Regions from separate parts of the Homo sapiens genome. Here region 1 is linked to region 2. The links are chromatin loops, found by intact Hi-C in ENCODE. Cell type or tissue: transverse colon. All regions are shown on one strand. Links, peaks and the distances in the headings refer to the core of each region. The heading gives the core; the rest is flanking DNA. Region 1 overlaps TAOK1 (TAO kinase 1). Region 2 overlaps TAOK1 (TAO kinase 1).

Region 1 (5,377 bases), core at 243-5,242, 55 kb before region 2:
CAGGATGTGGAGGTTGCAGTGAGCCGAGATCACGCCATTGCACTCCAGCCTAGGTTACAGAGCCACACTCCATCTCAAAAAAAAAAAAAAAAAAAAAGGCCTGGGGTGGTGGCTCACGCCTGTAATCCCAGCACTGTGGGAGGCCGAGGCGGGCGGATCACCTGAGGTCAGGAGTTCAAGACCAGCCTGGCCAACATGGTGAAACCCCATCTCAACCAAAAAATACAAAAATTAGCCAGGTATGGTGGCATGCACCTGTATATTCCCATCTACTTGGAAGGCTGAGGTGGGAGGGGTGCTTGAACCCAGGAGGCAGAGGTTGCAGTGAGCCAGGATCATGCCACCGCACTGCAGCCTGGGAGACAGAGACAGAGTGAGACTCTGTCTCAAAAAAAAAAAAAAAAAAAAAAGAAAAAGAAAAAAAGAGAAGAAAAGAATGGGAGAACGTTACAGAAATAGAACTATATGGCCAGATGCTGTGGCTCACGCCTGTAATCCCAGCACTTTGGGAGGCCGAGGAAGGCGGATCACAAGACCAGGAGATCGAGACCATCCTGGCTAACACAGTGGAACCCCGTCTCTATTAAAAATACAGAAAATTAGCCAGGCGTGGTGACAGGCGCCTGTAGTCCCAGCTACTTGGGGGGCTGACGCAGGAGAATGGAGTGAACCCGGGAGGCAGAACTTGCAGTGAGCTGAGATCACACCACTGCACTCCAGCCTAGGCGACAGAGCGAGACTCCGTTTTAAAAACAAAACAAAACAAAAAAAGAAATAGAACTATATGAGAACATTATAGGTTGAGTATACCTTGTGCAAAATGCTTGGGACCAGAAGTGTTTCAGATTTCAAATTTTTTCACATTTTGGAATATTTGCATTACACTTACTGGCTGGGTATCCCCAGTCTGAAAATCCAAAATCTGAAATGCTCCAACAAGCATTGGATTTTCAGATTTGGGATGCTCAACCTGTAATAGACAAATTCCTAGAAACTTACAAACTAAACTAACTCAAGAAAATCGAAAATCTCAACAGACCTATCATAAGTAAAGAGATTGAATCTGTAATCAAAAACCTCCCAAGAAAGAAAACTTCAGAACCAAATGGCTTCCCTAGGAAATTCTACCAAACATTTTTTTTTTCCCGGAGACAGAGTCTCGCTCTATCCCCCAGGCTGGAGTGCAGTGGCATGATCTTGGCTCACTGCAACCTCCACCTCATGGACGGGTTCAAGCGATTCTCATGCCTCAGTTCCCCGAGTAGCTGGGACTACAGGCATGCACCACCACACTCAACTTATTTTTGTATTTTTAGTAGAGACGGGGTTTTGACATGTTGTCCAGGCTGGTCTCGAACCCCTGACCTCAGGTGATCTGCCTGCCTTGGCCTCCCAAAGTGCTGGGATTACAGGCATGAGCCACCGCGCCCGGCCCTACCAAACATTTAAAGAAGACTAATACCAATCCTTCACAAACTCTATCAAAAAATAGAAAAGAAGGGAACACTTCCTAACTCACCCTATGAAGCCAGTATTACCCTGATGCCAACACTAGATAAAGACATCACAAGAAAACTACAGACCAGCATCTCTTACAAATGTGGAATGAAAAATTCCCAACACCATACTAGCAAACAGAAACCTAGAGCATATTAAAAGAATTACAAACCGTGATGAAGTTTGATTTATCACAGACATGTAAGGGTGATTTAAACTAACAAAATCAATCAATTTGATATACCACATTAATAAAATGAAGGAAAAAAAAAACACATGATCCAGCTTGATGCAGAAAAGGCATTTGACAGAATCCAATACTTTCATGATAAAAACACTCAAAAAAACAGGAATAAAGGGAACTTCTTCAACATGATAAAGGGTATTTATTAAAAACCCAGTGCTAACACCATACTCAATAGTAAAAGGCTGAAAAGGCTTTCTCACTACTATCAGGAACAAGACAACATGCTCACTTTCACCACGGCTGTTCAACACTGTACTGGAAGTTCTAGCCCAGGGTATCAAGACAGGAAAAACGAAAGCCATTCAAGTTGAAAAGAAAGAAGTAAAACCATCTCCATTTGCAAATGATATAATACTGTACGTAGAAATTTCAAAGAATCCAACAGAAAGATACTAGAACATACAAACTCAGCAGAGTTGTAGGGTACAAGATGAAGATACAAAAAACAGCTATGTTTCTATACATCAGCAATGAACAATTTCACACGGAATTAAGAAAGTAATTCCACTTACACTAGCATCTAAAAGAATAAAATACGTAGGAATGACCAGATGCAGTGGCTCACACCTGTAATCCCAGCACTTTGGGAGGCTGAGGCAGGCAGATCACTTGAGGTCAGGAGTTCAAGACCAGCCTGGCCAACATGGTGAAACCCTGTCTCTACTAAAAATACAAAAATTAGCCAAGTGTGGTGGTGTGTACCTGTAATCCCAGCAACTTAGGAGACTGAGGCAGGAGAATCACCTGGGAGGCAAAGGTTGCAGTGAGCAAAGATCGTGCCACTGTACTCCAGCCTGGGTGACAAAGCAAGACTGTCTCAACAAAAAACAAAAAATACCATCCTGGCTAACACAGTGAAACCCCGTCTCTACTAAAAATACAAAAAATTAGCTGGGCATGGTGGCATGCTCCTGTAGTCCCAGCTACTTGAGAGGCTGAGGCAGGAGAATCATTTGAACCCAGGAGGCCGAGGCTGCAGTGAGCCGAGATCGCACCACTGCACTCTAACCTGGGTGACAGGGTGAGACTCCGTCTCAAAAACAAAAAAAAAACAAAAAAACAAAAAAACCTAAGAATATGTTGCATGGAGGTGAAACATTTGCAACTAAATGCAAAATAATGCTCAAGGAAATTAAAGCTATAAATAAATGTTTAGAAAGACATTCTGTGTTCATGGATCAGAAGACTTAATATTATTAAGACAGTGATCTATAGATCTACCAAAAGTGATCTATAGAGTCAACACAATCCCTATCAAAATTCTAAGTCTTTTTTTGCAGAAATAAAAAAGCCACGTCAACTGGAAAGTGGTAATAAGAAAAAAAAAAGCCAATCCTCAAATTCATATGAAATTTCAAGGAGCTCTGAAACAAACCTTAAGAAGAATAACAAAGTTGGAGGAATAAAACCTCTTGATCTCAAACTTACCACAAAGCTACAGTCATCAAAACGGTGTGGTACTGACATAAAGATAGACATACAGATAAATGGAATAGAATTAAGAGATCAGAAATTAATCTATGAAATATGATCAACTGATTTGACAAGGATGCCAAGACAATTCAATGGGGGAAATAACAGTCTCTTTAACAGATGTACTGGGAAAACTAGATTTACCCACACAAAAGAATGAAGTTGGGGCCAGGTGTGGTGGCTCACACCTATAATCTCAGCACTTTTGTGAGGCCAAGGTGGGTGGACTGCTTGTGCCCAGGAGTTCAACACCAGCCTGGGCAACATAGCAAAACCCCATTTCCAAAAAAAAAAAAAAGCAAAAAAATTAGCTGGGCCTGGTGGTGCACGCTTGTGGTCCCAGCTATTCTGGAGGCTGAGGTGGGAGGAACACCTGAGCCCACGGAGGCTGAGGACGTAGTGAGCCATGATGACTCTGCTGCACTCCAGCCTGGGCAACAGAGTGAGAGACCCTGTCTCAAAAAAAAAAAAAACAAAAAAACCTAAGTGAATGAAGTTAGACCTCTACCTCACACCATATATAAAAACTAACTCAAAATATAGCTAGACATGGTGGCATGCACCTGTAATCCCAGCTACTCGAGAGGTTGAGGCAGGAGAATTGCTTGAACCCGGGAGGCGGAGGTTGCAGTGAGCTGAGAACGCACCACTGCACTCCAGCCTGGGCAACAGAGCGACGCTCTGTCTCAAAACAACAAAAACAAAACAAAACAAAAAATCTAACTCAAAATAGGCCAGGTGTGGTGGCTCACACCTGTAATCCCAACACTTCAGGAGGCTAAGGCAAGAGGATCACTTGAGGTCAGGAGTTTGAGACCAGCCTGGCCAACATGGCAAAACCCCGTCTCTACTTAAAAGACAAAAATTAGCCAGGGGTTAGTAGCACGTGCCTATAGGAGATCGAGACCATCTTGGCTAACACGGTGAAACGCTGTCTCTACTAAAAATACAAAAAATTAGCCGGGCGTGGTGGTGGGCGCCTGTAGTCCCAGCTACTCGGGAGGCTGAGGCAGGAGAATGGCATGAACCCGGGAGGCGGAGCTTGCAGTGAGCCGAGATCGTGCCATTGCACTCCAGCCTGGGCAATAGAGCGAGACTCCATCTCAAAAAAAAAAAAAAAAAAAGTAAGCCAGAAACTAAAGGTCAAATATTGTACGATTTCTTTTTTATGAAGTATCCAGAATAGGCAAATCCATAGACATAGAACAAAGACTGGTGCAGCTGCTGTGGTGCAGTTAGGCAGTCCCACAAACAAACACAGAATACTATAGGAACCTGCAAATCCACTCCTAGGTACATACTCAAAATTGAAAACAGGGACTCAACCAGATACACATCAATGTTCATGGCAGCATCATTCACAATAGTCAAAAGTGGAAACAACCCATGTGTTCATCAACAGATGTATAGATAAACAAATTATGGTTTAATATACAATGGAATATTATTCAGCTATAAAGAAGAATGAAGTTCTCACAGATACTGCAATATGGATGAAGCTCAAAAACAATCAGTTAAATAATATAAGCTAGAAACAAAAGAATAAATATTGTTTGACTCCATTTCTATGAATATCTAGAAATATCTAAGCAAATTCATCGAGACCAAGGGAGATTACAGGTACCAGGGGCTGGGTGGAGGGTGAAATGGGAGTTACTGTCAGTGGATATAGAGTTTCTATTTCAGGTGATGAAAATGTTTTAGAAGTAGATGGTGGTAATGTTTGTGCAAATGTTAAAAAATAATTAAAACAGCAAATTTGATAAGTTTTTTTAATTCACACGCACACACAAATGCATATAAAAGAAACAGACTTTGGTATATCTGTCAAATAATAATCCTAGACCTCCACAAGACTAAGATTGACTCTGAATGGGACTTTACAGAAGTAGAAATCAGTGGAAGTCTGTGTTCTGCAGTATTTAACTCTATAGCAATGCAAGCCATGAGACTTATAAAAAAGGTGTGCTAAGAATTCTAAAAAAGTAACACATAAGTTAAAGCAAATTTTTTTCTTTTTCTTTCTTTCATTTGTTTATTTATTTATTTATTTATTTATTTATTTTTTGTGACAGGATCTGCTCTGTTGCCCAGGCTGAAATGCAGTGGTACAATCTCGGCTCACTGCAACCTCTGCCTCTTGGGCTCAGGTGATTCTCT
Region 2 (5,377 bases), core at 143-5,142:
AAACCTAATCTCTACAAAAAATACAAAAGAATTAGTCAGGTATGGTGGCGCATGACTGTAGTCTCAGCTACTTGGTAGGCTGAGGTAAAAGGATCACCTGAGCCCGGGAAGTAGAGGCACAGTGAGCCATCATTGTGTGCCACTGGACTCTAGCATAGGGAAGGGGACTGAGACCGTCTTAAAAAAATTAAATAGAAAGTCTTCTTTTTTTAAAATTCTGCAATTCATGAGAAACTGCACTCACACATAGTGTGTGACATTAGATATCTGATAACACGTTCCTTAATACAAAAACCTCAGAAGTTACCATGATTATCCAAAACTACTGGTACCCTGCCCAGGACCTTTTAGGCAAAGTCCTTGCTATCTCCTAAGCTTTGAAACCTAGGAAAGGTAAATATACCCAATATAACGACTAAATAGACTACAGATGAATCAGTAGAGATTGAAGGAGAGTTGTTGAAAGAAAAAGGAAAAAGCAAACTAAAACAAGCATACTTCAGAGACAGAAGATTAGAAGTAAAAGGGATGAGGTAAAAAAAGAAATTTTAGTTCAGGCACAGTGGCTCACGCTTATAATTCTAGCACTTTGGGAGGCCAAGGTGGGCAGATCACCTGAGGCCAGGAGTCAAGACCAGCCTGGCCAACATGGCGAAACCCCGTCTCAAACAAAAAGAACAAAAAGTACAAAAATTAGCCAGGCGTGGTGGCACAGCTACTCAGGAGGCTGAGGTGGGAGGATTGCTTGAGCCCAAGAGGCAGAGGTTTCAGCAAGCCATGATCACCCCACTGCACTCCAGCCTCCCAACAGAGTAAAACCCTGTCTCAAAAAAAAAAAGAGAAGAAAAAGAAAGTGATATGGTTTGGCTCTGTGTCCCTACCCAAATCTCATGTTAAATTGTAATCTCCAAAGTTGGGGGAGGGACCTGGTGGAAATGATTGGATCATTGGGGTGGATTTCCCCCTTGCTGTTCTAGTTGATAGTGAGTTCTCAAGAGCTACTGTTGTTGGAAAGTGGAAAGTTTGTAGCACTTCCCCCTTCACTCGCTTGCGTGTCCACACACATGCACACTCTCCCTCTCTCTCCTGCCAACCATGGGAAAATATGCCCACTTCCACTTCCGCTATGATTGTAAGTTTTCTGAAGCCTCCCCAGATGCAGATGCCTGTATAGCCCACAGAACCGTGAGCACATTAAACCTATTTTCTTTATAAATTACCCAGTCTCAGGTATGTCTTTATAACAGTGTAACTGGGTACCCAGAACATATAAAAATGTGGCAAACTGCTGAGCACAATAGCTTACACCTGTAATACCAGCACTTTGGGAGGCCAAGGCAAGAGGATAACTTAAGATCAGGAATTTGAGACCATCCTGGGCAACATAGCAAGACCCTGTCTGCACAAAAAAATTTTTTCAAAAATTAGCCGGGTGTGGTGGTGCACACCTGTAGTCGCAGTTACTCAGGAGGCTGAGGTGGGAGGATCACTTGAGCCAGGAGGTGGAGGCCGCAGTGAACTATGATCACACCACTGCGTTCCAGCCTGGGCAACAGAGCAAGACCCTGGCATCAAAAAAAAAAAAAAAAAAAAAAAGAGGCAAACAAAAGTTTCCCATAATAATGTTTACCCTTACTTTATGCACCACACTGACACTCCCCATTACTTTTTAAAATTGTTATTGTGACTCACTAAATTGAATTTACAAGCCATTAATGGATCACAAACTAAAGTTTGAAAGCACTGGCTTAGAGGAACTAAAAATTATGGGAAAGTCCTTGCTTTCCTATGATTATCTAGCTTGAGAAAACTATTCAGAAGGTGGAATTCTCCCAGGGCTGAAATACTGTCTTATCTGGCACATAATAATCACTTAAAGTTTGTTGAATTAATACATTTTGGAACGTAAGGCACTTTCAAGGTAAGGACATACCTACAAAAGATACCTAAATAAAAATGCGTAGAAGAGCATGGGTACTCTGAATCCCTTCAAAGACAGGGATGGTAAAAAGAGCTCCAGGAGGTAGAAGAGGGATACCAAATTTTTCTTAAATAAACAAAGTAAGTACTGGAAAAGAAATGTCATTTGTTGTTTTTTTTTTTTTTTTTTGAGACGGAGTTTTGCTCTTGTCTCCCAGGCTGGAGTGCAATGGCGCGATCTCGGCTCATTGCAACCTCTGCCTGGTTCAAGTGATTCTCCTGCCTCAGCCTCCCAAGTAGCTGGGATTACAGGCGCCCACTACCACACCCAGCTAATTTTTGTGTTTTTAGTAAAGACGGGGTTTCACCACTTTGGCCAGGATGGTCTTGAACTCCTGACCTCAAGCAATCCACCCACCTCGGCCTCCCAAAGTGCTGAGATTACAGGCCTGAGCCACCACGCCCGGCCTGAAATGTCATTTCTTAAGACAGGCTTTATATCCAGCAAAGGAAAAAGAAAACCTGTGATAAATTAAAAACTCCCATCAGAGGTGGGCACAGTGGCTCCTGTGTATAATCTCACCACTTTGGGAGAACAAGGCAGAAGGATCACTTAAACTCAGAAGATCAAGACCAACCTGGGCAACATAGTGAGATCTCGTCTGTACTAAAAATAAAAAAAAATTAGCCAGGTGTGGTGGTGCACGCCTGTAGTCCTAGCTGCTGAGGTGGCTGAGGTGAGAGGATCGCTAAGTCCAGAAGATTGAGGCTGTAGTGAACTTTGATCTCACCACTGCACTCCAGCCTGAGTGACAGAGCGAGAATCTATCCCAAAGAAAGAAAAAAACTCCCATTAAGTACTACACAGTAGTCCATTATAGGTGCAAAAAGTTACTAAGCTACCTTGATATTCTAACTATTTCTTTCAAAAATGTATGTCAGACTCCAGATATATAAATCCAATATCACCAGGCGCAGTGGCTCACGCCTGTAATCCCAGCACTTTGGGAGGCCAAGGCGGGCAGATCACGAGGTCAGGAGATCAAGACCATCCTGGCTAACACGGTGAAACCCCGTCTCTAATAAAAATACAAAAATTTAGCCAGGCATAGTGGCGGGCGCCTGTAGTCCCAGCTACTTGGGAGGCTGAGGCAGGAGAATGGCATGAACAGGGCAGGCAGAGGTTGCAGCGAGCCGAGATTGTGCCACTGCACTCCATCCTGGGCAACAGAGCGAGACTCCGTCTCAAAATAAATAAATAAAAATAAATCCAATATCAAATCAAAATTATATAATGCAACTCATCCTTAAATATTAGACTCTCCCCAGCACTTTGGGAGGCTGAGGCAGGTGGAACCACTTGAGCTCAGGAGTTCGATACCAGACCAGGCAACATGGCAAAACCCCATCTCCACAAAAAATACAAAAATTAGCCAGGCAGTGGCATTTGCCTGTAGTCCTAGCTACTTGGAGGGCAAAGGTGGGTGGATCACTTGAGCCTGGGAGGTCAAGGCTGCAGGCAGCCGAGATCGTGCCACTGCACTCCAGTCTGGGTGACAGGAGTGAGACCCTGTCTCAAAAAAAAAAAAAAAAAAATTATCTCAATGTACTCATAAACATTTATATTAGGCAGCTAGTGTGTGATAGCCAACAATTTATTGAGTGTTAGCATGTATCAGGCAGTAAGTTAAGTACTTAGCAAGCATTATCCTATTTAAACAACCCAGTATATACTATCTTCACATTAACGGGTGTGGTGGCTCATGCCCGCCTGTAATCCCAGCACTTTGGGAGGCCAAGGTGGGTGGATCACCTGAGGTCAGGAGTTCAAGACCAGCCTGGCCAACATGGTGAAACCCTGTCTCTACTAAAAAAACAAAAACATTAGCCAGGCATGGTGGCACATGCCTATAATCCCAGCTACCCGGGAGGCTGAGGCAGGAGAATCACTTGAACCTGGGAGGCTGAGGTTGCAGTTAGCCGAGATCACGCCATTGCACTCCAGCCTGGGCAACAAGAGCAAAACTCCATCTCTAAAAAAGAAAAGAAAAGAGAAAAGAAAAGAAAAGAAAAGAAGCCTGGCGCAGTGGTTCACATCTGTAATCCCAACACTTTGGGAGGCCAAGGCAGGCGATCACCTGAGGTCACGAGTTCATGACCAGCCTGACCAACATGGAGAAACCCCGTCTCTACTAAAAATACAAAAAATTAGCTGGGCATGGTGGCGCATACCTGTAATCCCAGCTGTTGGGAGGCTGAGGCAGGAGAATCGCTTGAACCTGGGAGGCAGGGGTTGCAGTGAGCGAGATCATGCCATTGCACTCCAGCCTGGGCAACAAGAGCAAAATTCCGTCTCAAAAAAAAAGAAAAGAAAAGGTGAGGCATAAATAGTTAAATAAAGAAGTTACCACAGGCCTGGTACTGTGGCTCATGCCTGTAATCCCAGCTCTTTGGGATGCTGAGGAGGGAGGACTGCCTGAGCCCCCATGAGTTTGAGACCAGATTGGGCAACATAGAGACCCCGTTTCTCGAAAAAAACTTTAAAATAAGCCAAGTATGGTGGCATAGGCCTGCAGTCTCAGCTACTCACGGCTTCGGCCCTGAAGGTAGAGGCTGCTATGGGCCATGACTGTGCCACTGCACTCCCACCTGGGTGACACAGCAAGACCCCATCTCAAAAAAACAAAAACTGAAAAAGTTACACATTTACACTAGTAAATGGTGACATACATATATATATATACACATATATATACATGTATATACATATATACATACATGAATATACATATATACACACGAATATACATGTATACATATATACATACGTGTATATATACGTGTATATATGTATATACATACATGTATATTCATGTATGCATACATGAATATACATGTATACATGTATACATGTATCATACATGAATATACATATATACATGTATACATGTATATATATATATATATTTTTTTGGGGGGGGACGGAATCTCACTCTGTTGCCCAGGCTGGAGTGCAATGGCACGATCTCGGCTCACTGCAACCTCCGCCTGCTGAGTTCAAGCAACTCTCCTGCCTCAACTTCCTGAGTAGCTGAGACTACAGGTGCGCGCCACCATGCCCGGCTAATTTTTTGTATTTTTAGTAGAGACAGGGTTTCACCATGCTGGCCAGGCTGGTCTCGAACTCCTGACCTTGTGTTCTGCCCACCTTGGCCTCCCAAAGTGCTGAGATTACAGGCGTGAGCCACGGCACCCAGCCATTTTTTAACTTTTTTATTATTTTCTTGAGACAGAGTCTCACTCTGTCACCCAGGCTGGAATGCAGTGGCACGATCTTGGCTCACTGCAACCACTGCCTCCCAGGTTCAAATGATTCTCCTGCCTCAGCCTCCCGAGTAGCTGGGACTACAGACAAGTGCCACCACGCCCGGCTAATTTTTGTATTTTTAGTAGAGAC

What was found. Peaks named below come from ENCODE experiments on the same cell type or tissue, not always from the same donor. Only the 100,000 strongest peaks of a DNase experiment are listed, where the experiment ranks them.
Region 1: it touches region 2 in a loop (2.0-fold over the local background); 15 of 110 quality-filtered maps call a loop at or near these places.

Annotation. Positions count from the first base shown.
Region 1 is chr17:29,452,123-29,457,499 of GRCh38, reverse strand. All of the region lies in intron 2 of TAOK1 (TAO kinase 1), which reads right to left. Among named protein-coding and RNA genes, the nearest start is that of MIR4523, 64 kb to the right of the region's middle. RefSeq lists an enhancer at 2,029-2,078. In transverse colon, for the core only: no CTCF peak of the experiment used is centred there; no DNase peak of the experiment used is centred there.
Region 2 is chr17:29,397,124-29,402,500 of GRCh38, reverse strand. The region is part of intron 1 of TAOK1 (TAO kinase 1); the gene reads right to left. Among named protein-coding and RNA genes, the nearest start is that of MIR4523, 9.2 kb to the right of the region's middle. RefSeq lists an enhancer at 1,074-1,143. In transverse colon, for the core only: no CTCF peak of the experiment used is centred there; a DNase peak (open chromatin) is centred at 2,370.